2 separate regions of the Mus musculus genome follow, and region 2 is linked to region 1. The links are chromatin loops, found by intact Hi-C in ENCODE. Cell type or tissue: heart. All regions are shown on one strand. Links, peaks and the distances in the headings refer to the core of each region. The heading gives the core; the rest is flanking DNA.

What was found. A loop is a pair of places that touch in the nucleus more often than their neighbours do. Peaks named below come from ENCODE experiments on the same cell type or tissue, not always from the same donor. Only the 100,000 strongest peaks of a DNase experiment are listed, where the experiment ranks them.
Region 2: a loop joins it to region 1, with 2.2 times the contacts of the local background. A loop is called at or near these places in 1 of 42 quality-filtered maps.

Annotation. Positions count from the first base shown.
Region 1 is chr11:29,691,389-29,694,190 of GRCm38, reverse strand. It overlaps Rtn4 (reticulon 4), which reads right to left and starts at 1,293. Exons shown (of 9, transcript NM_194054.3): 1 at 498-1,293. The coding sequence starts at 1,002. In heart, for the core only: CTCF peaks have their summits at 442 and 1,509 (motif pointing right); DNase peaks (open chromatin) are centred at 380, 1,370 and 1,960; H3K4me3 peaks cover 2,016 bases; H3K27ac peaks cover 1,403 bases.
Region 2 is chr11:29,603,035-29,605,836 of GRCm38, reverse strand. No RefSeq gene overlaps it. Among named protein-coding and RNA genes, the nearest start is that of Gm12092, 41 kb to the left of the region's middle. In heart, for the core only: a CTCF peak has its summit at 1,752 (motif pointing left); no DNase peak of the experiment used is centred there.

The sequences.
Region 1 (2,802 bases), core at 164-2,663:
AGAAACAGGGGATTAGTGCAAGGGGATCCCCCGACGCCCGGCAGGAAGGAAGGCAGGCCCTAAAAAATAAAAAAACTGTAGAGTGGTCGACAAACGCCCATCCTTTAAATAAAGGGATTAGGGCACCACAGCCTTCCCATTCCCACCTCCAAGCCCAGCCCAGCCCAGCCCAGCCCAGCCCAGCCCAGCCCAGCCCAAGGAATCCACCATCCTAGTTCTTCAACACACTCCTAGCTGCTGATAGGCGAGAACTTCGTGCTGGAATGGGAACCAGCGACTTGGCAGCGGTGCACGTGCTCCCCGAAACCCCGACAAACAATGAAGGCACCCAGGCTTCCGAGGCCGCCCCACCCTTCTGCCCGCCTCCCGCCAGCGGGGGCGCCATCACCCTGCCACTCGTAGACAAAGCCCTAGGGTCCCGAGCAGCCCTGCCCGTCCCCTCCTCCCCCGGGCCAAGACACAAAAGAGGGAGGGGCGTAACGCGCAGCAGCACTCACCCACTGAGCCCGAGCCCCTGCGCTTGGGCGCGGCCGGCGTGGAAGGGGGCGCGGCGGGCTCCGCTAGGGGGCTCGCGCCGGCTGGCGCCGGAGGCCGCGCTGGAGGCTCGTCGTCCTCCGGGAGCTTGGAGGGCAGGACTGCGGCAGCGGGCGGCAGGGATGGCGCGGACGCCGCGGGGCTGCGTTCCCAGGACGGCTGCCTCTCAGGGGCGGTGGGGGGCGCGGCCGGCAGCGGCCCGCGGGGCGCGGGGGGCACCGAGTCGCTGCTGAAGTCCAGCAGCGGTGCGGCGGCGGGGGGCACCGGAGCCGCGGACAGCCCGGCTGCGGGCTTCCTCTCCAGCACCTCCAATTCCTCCAGGTCCTCGTCGTCCTCCTCCTCCTCCTCGTCTTCCTCGTCCTCCTCGTCCTCGGGCTCCGTCACGAACTGGTACTTGAAAGCGGGCGGGGGCCGGGGCGGGCTATCCGCGGACGAGGAGACCAGCGACGACTGGTCTATGTCTTCCATGGTCGGCGATGATGCTGCAGCTACTGCCGCCGCGGGCCACTTCTCCTCAGAGCCGCGGGCGGTTGTGGGGGTTGGGCAGGACTGGCAGAGGCCGGGCTGGCCGAACCAAGCCGAGGAACCCGCAAAGGCGACAGCTCCAGGAACAATAAGACTTCTCCTCCTGCCTCCGCGCTCGAGATGCGCCACCCGCCCTGTCCTCAGTTGCAGCAGCCGCCGCCGCCCAGATGAGCAACTGAGAGAGGAGGGCAGACTCTCCGCCCAGTTTGGCGTGACTCACCTTCCCGGCAGGGGAGGGCTGGCTGGCGCGGGGGACAGAGAGCCAATAGGCTGCGGGATAGAGAAGATGGATCACGGGGTTGTCCAATAGAAATAGGGTGCAGGCGGAGCCTGCCATACTTCCTTGGTGGCGTTCGGAGGGCGGGGTTTGGAGCTGGGATCCACCCCCACCTAGTGTAGTTGGGGAATGGGGCGGGGACTTGGCCTTGCCTACAGCGGGATTTTAGTCTACCAAAAGGGGGCGGGCTGCGGTCCCAGGATTTGGAGAGTTTTCCAAGAAGCCTGTGGAAGGGCGTTATCCTGGGGACCTAGGAGTGGAAAGTTTCCTCCCCGAAAAGGGAAAAAAAAAAAAAAAAGTGGAGAAAGGTACTAACAAGACTGAATTAGGTCTTACGGATTTTTTTAGATAAAAGACTTATTTTCAGACATGGTCCCAACGCATAACTACCACCACCTCAAAAGGAGAAAGAAAAACAAAACATTTATTTGACACTTTCAAGTTCCCTCCCTTTCTAGACTGCAGGCCTGGAATGAGGTAGGCAAAACAGCTGTGCTAGATTACCCGGAGCTCTGGGCTCACTGTTTAGAATGCTTTCGGCCTTGCATTCTGCTGGACTCTAAAAGTGCACGGAGAATGAGTCACCAGAAAGGGAGAAGGGGGAAGGAACGTTGAAATAGATGCCTTGGAAGGCAAAATTGGTTCACTATTTTTCACTCACCTCAGGCTGATGAGTCAACATCCCGGATGATTCAGGCTTCCTAGGAGTCGGGAAGCCCTACACTCACTGGTTTGATATGCTGGAATGGCATGTCTCCTGATGTGCGGTCCCCCCCACCCCCACCCCCCCAAAGCTACACTTTAAAGAAAACGGTAGCCAGGTGTGGTGGCACATGCCTTTAATCCCAGCACTTGGGATGCAGAGGCAGGTGGATTTCTGAGTTCGAGACCAGCCTGGTCTACAAAGTGAATTCTAGGACAGCCAAAGCTACACAGAGAAACCCTGTTTCAAAAAATCAAAAGAAAGAAAGAAAGAAAGAAAGAAAGAAAGAAAGAAAGAAAGAAAGAAAGAAAGAAAACGGTAGAACATAGAAAACTTTGCTTCAAGGTTTGCAGAGTCCCTTTATCTTTCTTATACACTTTTCAAAAATACTGGCTGCATGCCTACTCTGGAGAGAGGATTGCCTGCATTCCAATTGTTCAGTCTACATGTGCACTGTCTAGTACTGAAGCAACTGGCTGCTTTTAGCTCCTGAGCACTGAAATGAAGTGTGTTCTGTGAATAAAATACACACTACATTCCCAGAATTTATAAGAAATGTTATAATTTCTGTTTCACATTGGTTTTATGTTGGCATTGATAGTATTTTGGATATAGTGGGATGAGTACACTATATTATCAAGTTCACTTGTATTCTTTTTGAAGCAGCTTGTAGAAACTTTTAAATGCATGTTCTAATAACTAAGATATTTGATTGCCATGGATTTTGTTGGTTTTTAAGCAAATTTGTAGTCCCAACAAAGTA
Region 2 (2,802 bases), core at 195-2,694, 88 kb after region 1:
CAAAGTGTTCAATGCTTTCCAATTCCAGGCAAAAGTGGCGTATCCTTCCTTCTCTCCATCTTTCTGGAGTCAGGCCCAGGAGCACACTCTTATTAGAGCAACTCAGTGTGGGCTGTCAGCAATCTGCCACCATTGTCAAGAGTACAGAGAACCCTCTGAGGTCCCGAATTTTCTGGAATGTAACGATTCTGCTGATCCTGTTTGGCAATTGCTATTCCAATTTCAAGATGCTGAAATCACTTCTTTGTTCTTTTGCTGTGTAAGTAGGGCCCCACTAAGAGTCTGGAGGAAGCGTTGCTTGGTGTGTGTTTGTGTTGTGGGAGGTTGGGTGGGAGTTATTTTCACAAGCAGTAGTCTCCAGCTGACCCCTTCCTCAGTTTTTGACATGAAATGAACATACACAGCAGGGACAGAGTCTGTGTGGGATCCAGGATCCGCCTACTCTTTCATTTCTACCCTCCAACTTCTAGTAACTGCAACCTTCTCGGATACACTATGACACTGATGCCTTTGATGACTTCATCTCATGATTATTTACCGAAGGCCTGGCATGGGCCTGGGAAACAACAGCAACCACTGTCTCAGCTCTTCAGGACCTCAAGGCAAACAGGCCTTTTGGATTCAGATGCTTTGGGGAGTCATGGAGAGGTGGTCACCGATGGTGATCGCTATGCTCCTGGGCAGGTTCACACAGACAAGCTCCCACTGCCCTCTGAACACTTTACCATCAAGGAAACAGGAGAGAGGGGGTGTCACTTAGTGGCAGAGCTCCTGTCTAGCATGCCTAAGGCCCTGGTTCTGTCTCCAGCACTGCAAAGGAAAAAGGAACCAAGGATTACAGAATGAATCCAGCACAATAGGAAGGCTCCCAGAGCATTCTCAAAGCAGTACAAATCCAGTCTGTTCTCCCCAGCTTAACCTCACGCTTTCAGCCTGCAGGCACACCCAGAGCAGCTCAACAGAACTTGCAGACCTGACTGCCTTCCAGTGCCCTAGATCCTAGTGTCACCCAACACCTCAGATTATACCATAACTAACCCGGTATCTTGCATGTGAGTAAGAAAGGAGGTTCTAAGGCACTCTGTTTGGGTGAGACAGGAAGCAAAGGTAGAAGGAACCTGGTGCCCCCTTTTTCTAATTTCTCTTGTGGAAACCCCTCAAATCTAAAGGTTCTTAAATGTTGGTGTAGAAAGGGTGACAGAGATTTCTTACTTAGCCTTCCTCAGTTTTAGAGAGGGAATGGGACTTGATCCAGGACTTGCAAACTAGAGCCTGAGCCAATCCAGACTCCAGTGCAGTGTCTGTCAGATGTACCTACTGCTATGAGAATTCACCCAGGAGGTATTATCAGAGGAACACATGACTATTAAAGGCTGGGAAATAGGTATCATGAAGCTTTTTAGCTGCCTGACCAGAAGGAGAGAAGGAAGGAGACAGTCATAATTCTGTGTTTAGTCACATACTGGAGTGGCAAAGGTTGAGTGTGAATGAGAATACAGAATAATTCCTGAATGAGTAGGTAAAGGGAGAAAAAAAGCCTCAGACAAAGGAAAAAGAAAAACAAGGAAGTTTGGTGGTGGGAGCTGTGATCTACCCTAATGCCCCTTTCATAAGCAAAGAATGCACTCTCTTGAGTGGTAGGAAAGACTCTGGAAGAAGACTGCCCATAAGCATTCCTGTTCAAGCCCATGGATAGCAGATCCATCCATTGGCACAGAAGGCTAAAGGCCCAGCCCATGGCTCCATCTGGAGGCACCTCCGAGAGGCCCCTAAACATCCACCTTGTTGGAACTATTTCAGAGCTAAACTTTTCTCAAGTCCAGTCCTGCTTCCTTTCTTCCTGTTCACAGTGCTAACATCAAGAAAGCTTGCTAATGAGCAACCTGCACCCAAATCATCTCTAAGCAGGTTCTGAAGGCACCTGACTCCACACTAGCTATTACATATTACAGACTGTAGCCTCCCCCAGCCTTGAGCAGGCTGATTCAGACCTTGCTGCCACTGTGAATGAGACCACCTGGGGTGGAGCCTTCTGACCTAGATGGTTCTATTGTTTTGCCACCTGCAGCTGCTCTTCTCCAAGACTCCTCTACAGCTGAGAGGCTGAACTGTCTTTTTGAGATATTCCTGAGAGAGCTGACAACCTGTGGAATTGATGACCTAATGCTAACAGCTCTGACCGACTCGTGCTAACAATTTGGCAACAAAGCATCAAGAAGCCTGGGGTGGCAGGAGATGGACCTCCCCCTATATAAGCACAGACTGCTAGTAAACATCGGGCCATGATCAGAAAATTTGTCTTGGTCTCTTTACTTCTCTTGCTTTTCCCTCCTTTACAGCTCCGGCCTCCCACTCAGGAAGCCAGTTCATGTGGCCTCAGGCGGCTACAGATGGCACCTGAACAGGGACCTAAATACGAGTGGATCAACCGAGAGAACACTAAGAATTCAGAGCTCTACAGGAAGATTAAGAAGAAGATGTATCCAGCACAGTGAGCAACACTTCGTATTCATGCTAGCGCTGGCTTTAAACATCTTTTCGAAATTGTTGCTGTAGGTGCAAAAGGATACAGGCTAGACTGAGTCAGCATTGGCCCAAGCGCTGATATCAGCTCGGGGTTGACAGTGAAAAATGGGAGTGAAAAAGAAAACAGGCATTTGTCCACAGTCAAAAACTGCATCAGGCAAAAAAAAAAAAAAAAAAAAAAAAAAAGGGCTTAAAATAATAAAATAAAATAAAATGAGTAAAAAAATAAAAAAAAATAGGAAGAGAAAATGAATTTCAGAACTCTCCCAGAGACAG